Linked DNA regions of Homo sapiens: region 1 is linked to region 2. Evidence: chromatin loops called from intact Hi-C (ENCODE). Cell type or tissue: PC-9. All regions are shown on one strand. Links, peaks and the distances in the headings refer to the core of each region. The heading gives the core; the rest is flanking DNA. Region 1 has its middle 160 kb from the start of SH3BP4. Region 2 has its middle 6.0 kb from the start of ARL4C.

What was found. Peaks named below come from ENCODE experiments on the same cell type or tissue, not always from the same donor. Only the 100,000 strongest peaks of a DNase experiment are listed, where the experiment ranks them.
Region 1: it touches region 2 in a loop (12-fold over the local background); 4 of 110 quality-filtered maps call a loop at or near these places.

What each region holds. Positions count from the first base shown.
Region 1 is chr2:235,113,983-235,119,369 of GRCh38, forward strand. No RefSeq gene overlaps it. Among named protein-coding and RNA genes, the nearest start is that of SH3BP4, 160 kb to the left of the region's middle. RefSeq lists an enhancer at 49-596. In PC-9, for the core only: a CTCF peak has its summit at 3,118 (motif pointing left); a DNase peak (open chromatin) is centred at 3,139.
Region 2 is chr2:234,500,423-234,505,809 of GRCh38, forward strand. No RefSeq gene overlaps it. Among named protein-coding and RNA genes, the nearest start is that of ARL4C, 6.0 kb to the left of the region's middle. In PC-9, for the core only: a CTCF peak has its summit at 194 (motif pointing left); a DNase peak (open chromatin) is centred at 2,339.

The DNA.
Region 1 (5,387 bases), core at 138-5,137, 610 kb after region 2:
ATCCAGGTGGTGTGAAGTGCAGGCAGCTCCACCAGAGGTCAGCCCTTAAGCCCTGCAACAGCCTGCGGCAGAGCCAGGAGGACTCTTGCAGGCAGGGAGCTGATGGAGGGATGGGCCCAGCGCCTTCTGGGTCCGTGCAGGGGGCGGGGCAGGGAGAGGATGGTGGCAGGACCAGGACCTGCCCCGGCACTCCCAGTGCTCTCTGCTGGGCCCTTCTGCCCGTTGCCTTCCTCCCACCCTAGGCAGAGCCCGAACCTCCACCCAGCCCCACCTGCTTTGGGTCCTTCTTGGGATCTGATTCCAGACTCTTTTGGGCTTTATCCAGCACACTTTCACTCACTTCCACCACCTCCTCTATGCCGCAAAGGAAACGCCACCTTCGATGTGTTTGAGTTATGTAAATTAAAATAGTGTGATATAGGAAAGATTTTAAAAACCTCACTCTAAATGAGATGGATCTTCTCCAAACTAAGAAAAACAGTCACTGAGAATTGCATTCTATAATTTCAAAGCTTGCAAGCACAGCCAATTCTGACTCGTCTTCGTGCTGTCGTCATATGCTAGGGATACTTCCACTGAAAAGAAATTCCTACCCAGCTTTTAAAAGAATAATATGAAGCACGTGGCTGTTCGTTTGCATCTGAACTTCTGTGAGCAACCATTGTCGTGCAATTTTAACATCGTTATTATCTCCTATGGGAACGTCATCTAAGCCATCGAGAAGTGGTGGTACCGTTGCTGTGTGACAATCTGTGTCCTTAAATCAGAAGTCAGTGGTGACAGGCCGGGCACGGTGGCTCAGACCTATAATCCCAGCACTTTGGGAGGCCGAGGCAGGCAGATCACCTGAGGTCAAGAGTTCGACACCAGCCTGGCCAACACGGTGAAACCCCATCTCTACTAAAAATACAAAAGTTAGTCAGGCATGGTGGCGGGCGCCTATAATCCCAGCTACTTGGGAGGCCGAGGCAGGAGAATCGCTTGAACCTGGGAGGCAGAGATTGTGGTGGGCCAAGATTGTGCCATTGCACTCCAGCCTGGGTGACAAGAGTGAAACTCCATCTCAAAAAACAAACAAAAAACCAAAAAAACACAAAAAAGTCAATGGTGAGGAGGCCAAAGAAGCACTATTATACTACTTGCTATTTTAGAAGAGGCCACTGAAAAACATTAAGAATGATGCGGAGGAAAAAAATCAAAGTAGTATGGAGGTAGTTGAAGCCTTATGTTAAAATATTATATAACAAAGCAAGGGTAATAAAAAATAAAAGTGTTGGCTACATGGTGAAGACACCCTTTCCTGAGTCAGATCTGAGATCTCACTGGTTATGGAGAATCTGCTCACGGTTGTAGAGGAAAGAAACCTAAAAGAAAGTAGAAAGGCTAAGCTGACTTAGAACGCAGAAAAAGCAAAGCAGAGAAGAAACAGAAAAAGCAAATGGGTAGGCTTCAGAAAAGTTTAGGGGCTTGTAGAGAGGGAGAAAAAAGAAAAGAAGAAAAGGAATTTTAAAAGGATTACTGTCGTGTGTGAAATATATGTCATTTAACTTTCTTAGAGACATGACTGTGATTGGCATTACAGTTACTTCGCATGCTTTGGATGACACCATGGTGAGAATGGGCCACGTGGACCATTGAGATATATTTGGATTTCACATGGCAGAGAAAATCAGCTGAATGATAATTAATGACGCATCTGTTTTTGAAAGTCTATTGTTTTATATTGAGCTATGTAAATTTGATATAGGAAAGATTCATGAAATCTCACTCCAAATGACATGGATTCTCTCCAAACTAAGAAAAAAAATCACCAAGAATAGCATACTGTAATTTCAAAGCTTGCAAGCGGCTTTGAAATTTTAAAATATTCATATAATTTTTTAAAGGATGGGTAGGAATTTCTGTACACAGTGGAACTATTCCTGCCATATGACAATAGCATAAAGACAAGCTAGAATGGACTCTGCTTGCAAGCTTTGAAATTACAGTATGCAATTCTCAGTGATTCTTCTTCCTAGTTTGGAGAAGATCCATCTCATTTGGAGTGAGATTTTATTAATCTTTCCTATATCACACTATTTTTAATTTACATAACTCAAACAAAGAAGGGTACCGTGTGGGTGGCATTTCGTTTGCAGCATAGAGGAGGTGGTGGAAGTGAGTCCTTCTGTGACTTGACCAGAGATGTGAGCATGAGAAAGTATTGGCTGAGCCTGGTTCTCTGGTCTGAGACTCAGGGACATTCAGCTCAGTCCCCTTCCACCCGCACACCCCCACCTGATGCTGCTGTCATCGTGCCTCATCTGGCCACATCTCTCATCTTTGGCTCTGCACTCAAGGTCATCCATAATGCGAAGCCACCTCTCCAGCCATGCCTTAGCTCCCACTTTTCCTGAAAGTGAAGCTCTGCCTCTCTCACCCCGTGGTCCTTCCCGATGCTCCCATCCTGCAGGCCAAGCCATCCTCTCCCCCACGACTTGCCCCTGCTCCTCTGCTTCCAGCCCCTGCAGTTTTTGTGTTCACTGCAGACTCTGGGGCCTCCAAGAGTTTGTTTCAAACACCTTCTTTTTTTTCCTTTCATTCCTTGGATCTGCTTACCACGATCTCAGCCTTTAATTGTTGGTGCCTCCTGGGCAGCAGCCCTTAGTTGTGTGTTGTTTATATCCTTCCCTCATCGACCAGTGCTTGATACATTCTAAATTATTTCAAATTAATTTGTAAAACCCACAATTATTATCATTTCACTCATATTCCAGGTCAATTTTGACAAAGGTTTCATAGATTTTCATTGAAAATGACATATATCTTAGGAAGAGTTAATACAAAGGTGAAGTTTATGTCAATATATATTTTATTTTTTTCAAAATTATAGTATGAAGTTTTTTCTGGAGAAGGACAAATTTTATTGAATTCCTACACAGGAGTTTCTCTTCTCCTTATCAAATGGTACAGGAATTAAGCATGAAAGGTTAATTCACACAGTCTTAGAACTCTCTCTTCCCTACCTTCTTTCTGCAAAACCAGAAAAAAAAAGCCTGTTTTCAGTCAATAGCTATTTTATTACTCTGTTTGTTAAATAATTTAACTTTATTTGCAATACTATACCTCCCCCTGGTGGAAATAAACAGGCTGTAACAATTACAATCTTTCTTTTTCTGAATCCATTGCAGCGGATTGTGAAAAGACGAGGAAGGAAACAGTAGCTTGTTTATTTCCAGTCCGTTCATCCCAAACTAGTAATTCCATCTCCATTGGTTCTGTATCTGAAATTTCTTTTTATTCTTTATTTTCCTCCCTAACTTATGATGTTGTATATGGTCTTGCAACTTAAATTCTTTTGTAATGTTATTCAAATGAAAATTCATAGATTTTCCAAAGTACTTTATTTCCTAAGCTTTCATGTATTAATTAATAATGCTTTTACCTTTATGGGCCAATTTTAGACATATAGCCCATCAGTCTGAGCTGATAAGCATAATTGAATAGTGCCTTTGCCTGAAGTAATTTCAGAGAAAGCTAAGAAGCCTGCTGCTTTAGAAATATTTGGGGTGTTTTTATTAAGAAAATAAGCAAAAAAGCCTAGTGGAATACTATCTTTTAAACCTTTATACTTGTAGAGAACAAATCATTTTGTTTAATTGATTTGTTCTAGAGGTGACAAAACTGAGGACCTTACCTGAGATGACAAAGATAGTTAAGTGGTGGGACTGTGATCAAAATGTATTAATGGATTGAAAGTCAGGAAGCTGTCTCCTCGCTTGAAACTTAGTGGGCAACCACTAACGACTAAGGAATAGATTGAATGCCTGGGGATCAGTTTTACATGGGGAAGTGAATCACAGTTTCCTAGAGTAAATGGAATAACAAAAAAGAAATATCAAGGTGACTGAAAAAAAAAGCATAAAATCTGACACGTAATAAGTGCTATTTATTAAAAGGCAAAGGCTTCCATCTTCTATTAGAATACAAAACCACAATAGACTGCTGATTAAAAGAGAAGTTACAATTAAATAACATTAAAAGTTTATTCTATATGGAAAGCATGACAGGCAACGGTGAACAAAACAGATAAATGTTTGGATGGTTTGGCAAAGACGATAAGAAACAAAGTGGTAAGGTGGTAACTCTCCCTGCTATTATGGTCTCTGGAGTTTCTCCACTCCTATTTTTTCCAGGCTACCAAACTACTAGCGAGAGAAAGAAATTTTATGACAGCAATGGCTAGAAAAAATACTTGAGACAAAATTGGACATTTAAATTTATAGAAAGTGCCATCTACAGCTTTAAAAATACATAAAGCAAAAACTGAAATACAAGGAGTAATTAACAGAAGCATGAAAGCAGTAGAAGTATGTGTATATACAAATACACACGCACATACTCACAACGCCAACATTCTATATTCCAATCAGGCATGTAAAAAGTGAGGCCATAAAAGCTTTGTAAAATATCTCTAATTGAGACAAATCAAGTGTCTGCTTTCAGACATAATGGAGTGACTTAAATTGGACTAACTTTCATGCCAAGAAAAAATCCTATAAAAGCTGAATAAAATGTACAAAATGACTGTGTGAAGCAGTGGGCAGCAACTAATGTAGACAGTACTGAAAGGCACAATTGTGAGAGTGAGAGAAGGGAAGCACACAAGATAATTTCTTTTTTTTCTTTTCTGGTATTCTTTTTTTTTCTCTCTTTTTTTTATTATACTTTAAGTTCTAGGGTACATGTGCACAACGTGCAGGTTTGTTACATATGTATACATGTGCCATGTTGGTGTGCTGCACCCATTAACTTGTCATTTACATTAGGTATATCTCCTAATGCTATCCCTCCCCCCTCCCCCCACTCCACAACAGGCCCCGGTGTGTGATGTTCCCCTTCCTGTGTCCATGTGTTCTCATTGTTCAATTCCCACCTATGAGTGAGAACATGCGATGTTTGGTTTTTTGTCCTTGCAATAGTTTGCTGATAATGATAGTTTCCAGCTTCATCCATGTCCCTACAAAGGACATGAACTCATCATTTTTTATGGCTGCATAGTATTCCATGGTGTGTATGTGCCACACTTTCTTAATCCAGTCTATCATTGTTGGACATTTGGGTTGGTTCCAGGTCTTTGCTATTGCGAATAGTGCTCACACAAGATAATGTCTACATTAACCCTGGTTGTTTTCCCTGTGGGAATTTTTTTAAATCGTTGCATGAGGAATAGAGACCACCTCTAACAAAGCTGAAAATCAAGCCTCCATGGGACCCAAGGTGATTCACTGATAGAGAACTGCCTGACAGGAAGAAAAAAACTTTCTTTGAAGAAAAACATCATTATCGGAGCCTCTACAATTTTTATCTACAATGAGCAAAATAAAATATAAAAATTAAAGGTTATG
Region 2 (5,387 bases), core at 192-5,191:
GGAGCATCCCATTTATTCTTGAATATGATGAGTAAATAAAGACCAGAACATGGGCACACGTGTACACACATACACACACGCGCGTGCGCGCATAAGTGTGGGGTTATTTGCATGTTCTCACTGCAGACCTGCTGTGGAACTCTGGGTTCAGGTTCACTGCCCCGGTGCTTAACTGTTATAATACAGGAGTGCCCTCTGCTGAGCTTCTCGGATAATAGATGAAGGGCTCTACAGAGGCACATTGGCCTAGTGCTTAGCAAATGTTCAGTCCATAGTTATGGAATGAATGATGGATAAGTGACCCCCTGCTTTTCTTCTCTCTATGGAGATGCAGGAATAGAGCCCTACTGGTTAAACTGAGAAAGTGCCAGGGGCCCATGGGTGCTTTGCTTGGGGCTCAGAGCTCAGAGCCATTGATGCCAGTGTGGGTCTTGTCTGTGAGACCTGTGGGTTATCTGCTGGGAGAGGGGAGCCAGGAACCTGGCAGAGCAGGAAGTCGCTTTACTAGGAGAACTGTTCAAAGAATCACAATTGGTGGAAGAGATCAGAAAAGAGCATCCAGGAAACCCAGCTGAGACCAGAGAAGGGAAGAAAACTGATTTTTGCATCTAATTCGCAGGCAGGCATGAGCAGCTGTAAATGGAGAATGGGGCTGGGAGTCGAGAATGAAGGAGGCCAGTTGGCAGACAAAGTGACAAGGCCTGAAGCTCCTGAAGCCAGGTGGTCCAGGATTGAAGCCTTTTATCTGTCAGGAGAGGTTCCTTAAGGAAGAACCAAACCAATACTTCCAGAAGCCCCAGGGCATGCTAGACAAACCAGTCACCATCACTGCAGTGCAACCCCCTCAACTCCAGGAGAAACGCCGACTCAGGCTACGTAACAGTGGAAGCCACTAAGACACTGGTGCCAAGGGAAGTTTTGTGGATGGGACGGTAGATCTGGGGGGAGATAAATGAAAATCTGTGATGCCTGCAAGCTCCTGCTTCATTCAAGTGGTCCAAAGCCTGAAAATAAAAAAGATCCACTACTCTATTGGCCATTCAAGTTTATAATTCTAAGGAAAAAAAAATCAGGGTGCCTTATTTTTTATTTTGCTAAGCAACAGGGCTGAAACAATTCAGGTTTTTATTTTCCCAATGATCACCACTGCTAGTGTTTTGTATGGTTGTTGTTGTTGCTGTTTTCTCCAAGAAAAAAAATTTAAATCAAAAAGCTAAAAGGCTCCCCCGCTTCAAGTCTTCCTTAATAATTGTCGATCTCTATTACATTCCTGAGATAGATATAAAATTTTAGAAGCCATTATCTGGGCTGGGCATGGTGGCTCACATCTGTAATCTCAGCACTTTGGAAGGCTAAGGTGGGAGGGTCATCTGAGGTCAGGAGTTTGAGACCAGCCTGACCAACATGGTGAAACCCCATCTGTACTAAAAATATAAAAATTAGCCGAGTATGGTGACAGGCATCTGTCATCCTAGCTATTCTTGAGGCTGAGGCAGGAGAATGGCTTGAACCTGGGAGGCAGAGGTTGCAGTGAGCCAAGATCGCGCCACTGCACTCCAGCCTGGGCAACAAAAGCGAAACTCCATCTCAAAAAATAATAATAATAAATAGAAGCCATTATCTTTCCTATCAGTAATATTTTCAAATATAATTCTTATATAACACTATTTTACATCTCTCCCTAATATTTACATGGCATGTATTAAATGAACCTTTGTCAAGGATGTTAAGACTCAAAGCTTTGGAAGTCAGCACTCAGGCATACCAAAGTGACAGAAAAGTTCTTAGTGCCAGCTTCCAGTTCAGGGGGAAGAAAAGGCTTAGTATGCAAAAGGTATTTCTGAATCCTTTAATAATTCAATCACAGTAATTAAATTTCTACTCTAATAGCTACAGTGAAGGAAAAAAAAAACAAGTTAACAATAAATATCAGGTGATTAGAGAGCTGCACCATGAACCAAGAAGTATTTGATGGAAACTTGGATTACTTTCATTCCTCTTCTCCCACCTCTGCAGGTGAACTGAAATGCTATTATTTTCATTTAATTAAGCTTACTTGGCTGGACCCCAGAGAGATGAAAACAATCACGCTTTTGTGCCCCTGTCAAACCCTATTGGCTTTCTACAGTGCAGCAGGGAGGATGGGGTGTGTTGCCAGTGCCACCCTCTCTAATGTGTGGTCACTCAGGATGACTCTTCCCTTTAATACAACAGTTGGCTTTTGTAGAACCATCCTCTGTGTGGATACAGCACAGCATCTGAACAGAGCTCCTTGGCCCGTTGCTGCTTCTGTTGGAGTGATAGCCACTTGAGATGATCATTTCTTCCTTATGAGTCACACAGTGCTCATGTAACCTGATGCTTTGCTCCATCAATCACAGAAAATCCCTTTTACTCTCTTGCTTCTGCCTCTCCCAGTCTCCTGCAGCTGCTCTCCTAAGGTCATTGATGACCTATGGAAAAATCCAAAGGGCTGATCTGTGCGGATGGCTGTTTGGGATGGAGATGCTCATGGGTTACAGGCACACCATCCACCAGGACCTCCAAACGTGCGTCTTACAAAGCTGTGCTCTCTCTGTCTCCCTGATCACTAATACTACTTTTTGTGTGAGTCTTCTCATTATTTAGTCATCAGCCACAGACTGTGTTGGTCGTCAGTGTTGGGTCTGTGATGTTTTCTTTCTCTCAGCATCTAATTCCATCTAGCTCTCATGATTTCTCAATCTCTGTCACTGTCAAAAGCCAGAAGAGAACAACATGGACTATTGGACTCAGAGCATGCTCTCTTTCTCTGTCACTCTGTAGATAGGTAGATGATAGATGATAAATAGATAGATGACAGATAGATAGATAGATGATTGATAGACGACAGATTGATAGATAAATGATAGATGATATAGATAGATGATAGATCAATAAACAGACAGAAAGAGATTATCCAGCAAACACATCAACCAGCACAAGATGATAGACAAACTCATTGTCTTTCCCCTCCCTCTGCTTACCCTCTGCATCCAGTCAACCAATGTCCAGATGATTTTACTTTGGAAATGGCTCTTGGAATTAAAATTGTGAGCACTTTTAAACCACATTTATTGTTTTTTCTTCATGACAGTTGCCTTTACGTCCTCAATAAATGCAGTATTTACTTCCATTTTTGCATGTGGAAAAGAGCAAACTTCATCAAGTTCACTAGCAAGGGCCTCTATCCAGTCTGCTTGGGTACCAGGGAGGAGGGTTGGCCCAAGCTTACTTACAATCTGATTGGCCCAAGCTTAATACTTCATTGGTACCATTTTGATGAGTGCTCAATGAAGGGATGTGCTTCTAAGGGCAGGCTTAGTGTCCCCTTCTCTGCCTGTCAGGGGCGGGTAAGCTCTGTGGGATTGGCCACCTTATGTTCAGGAGTAGAGAAGGCACAGCTGGTTTATATCCTCAGCCTAAGCTGCTTGCTTCAATCTAGCATTTACTGCAGAGTTCTAGAAACAGATGGAGGAGGATGTCCATCAGTGTTTGCCCAGCTTGATAAAGTAATACCACCTGGTCCATATAGGGAAGTGATAAACCCAACACTCAACCTCTCACATAACCCAGAAGGAAATTCCACTAAACTCTTTGGCATCCAATATGGAACATGAAGACGTGACCTCTAGGCTACAACGAGAAAACCCTAAGGAGAGAAGAGACCCAAATAAAAAGGTGCCAAGATAGGATGAAAGGACACTTCAGACAACAAAAAATAAAAGCGGAGAGTTTATTTCCTCCTCCTTCTCATCATCCCACTTTTACTTATTTTTCATATTTTTATTCTGGTCAAAAGTATCACAATTTTTGTGGAGTATCTAGCCCTTTATTTGCATACTGCAGAGCAAATTTTTCTCTCCAGAGAAACTGACATTTAAGAGAACTAAGAAATGACTGAGTTGATAACTTTTTAGTATTTTTTAATTAGGTAAAACATTCACATGGTATAACATTCATAAGGAACACCACCCTCCCTCACCCCCTCACCCTTGCCCCCACCATAACTCCTCTCCTTAAAGGTGACTGCATTCATTAATGTTTTGTGTTTCCTCCAGTAATTAATTATTCTTTTTCACAGAGCCATACCTTAGAATGCACTTAGGCATCTCCAGAATCCTAAGCAAAGGAGGCAAAGGGAGGGCCATATTGTTAGTTAATGTGGTCATGGGGAGTCTAGCAGAGCCAAAATATATCCATGCCACACCAAGGTGAAGGACTCCAGAGAGAAACTACAAGCCTTATTGAGAAAGTAAGAAGCTACTAGACCTTTGCTGCTGTAGTTATGAATATCTTCATCCTGCAGCCCAGCCTTGCCCAGACCCTGAGCCCAGACAGACCTGCTCCCAAGAGCAGCTGGGCTCTGCAATTACCCTGCAGATAGAAGCTCCAGGTACATCCCTAGGGAGCCAGCCCCTGGGAACTTCAGCCGTGCACTGAGCACTCACCATCCAGAAGACAGGTCTTCTGCTCCATCCTAGGCAGGCACCCTGACATCTGCCTAGCCATCTGGAACCAGCCTTCCCATTGCCTGTGACTGTAGCTATAGCTGCTGGCCATGCAGCCCTAGTTCGTCCCATTTTGTTGGACTGGCTTAGACGGGAGAAAAAAGGCAAACTAAAACACGATAACTCCAGAAAGCAAAGCCAGCAGTTTTCCAGCCTATAATGGCTTAGACCGAAAAGAAAAAATAAAGAAAAGCAAAAGCAAAGAAATGAGAATAAATTTGATTTTTGTCACAGAAGAAGCTTACCTGTCTTGAATTCTGGCTTATTGGTCTAGTATTTCTTAAATTCCAGCCTACTGTTCATGGACCATGTCTTTGTTATGATTTTATCTAGCGCTAGGTGGGGAAAATAGTTAAAATAAAAACAATCCCAGTTTTTTCCTTGCCAAAAAAAGGTCAAATATAAAAATTGGGTCTAGATTCTGGGCAGAATGATGATGCAATGTATTAGTCAGGGTTCTCTACAGGGAGATATATATATATATATATATATATATATACACATATATATATATACACATATATATATATACACATATATATATACACATATATATATACACATATATATATATACACATATATATATACACACACACATACACATATATAGAGATATCGAGATATAGACATCTATGTGTGTGTATATATATAGACATATATATATAGAGAGAGAGAGAGAGGGAGAGGAGTTTACTAAGTATTAACTCACATGATCACAAGATCCCACAATAGGCCGCCTGCAAGCTGAGGAGCAAGGAGAGCCAGTCCAAGTCCCAAAACTGAAAAACTTGGAGTCTGATGTTCAAGGGCAGGATACATCCAGCATGGGAGAAAGATGTAGGCTGGGACGGTGGGA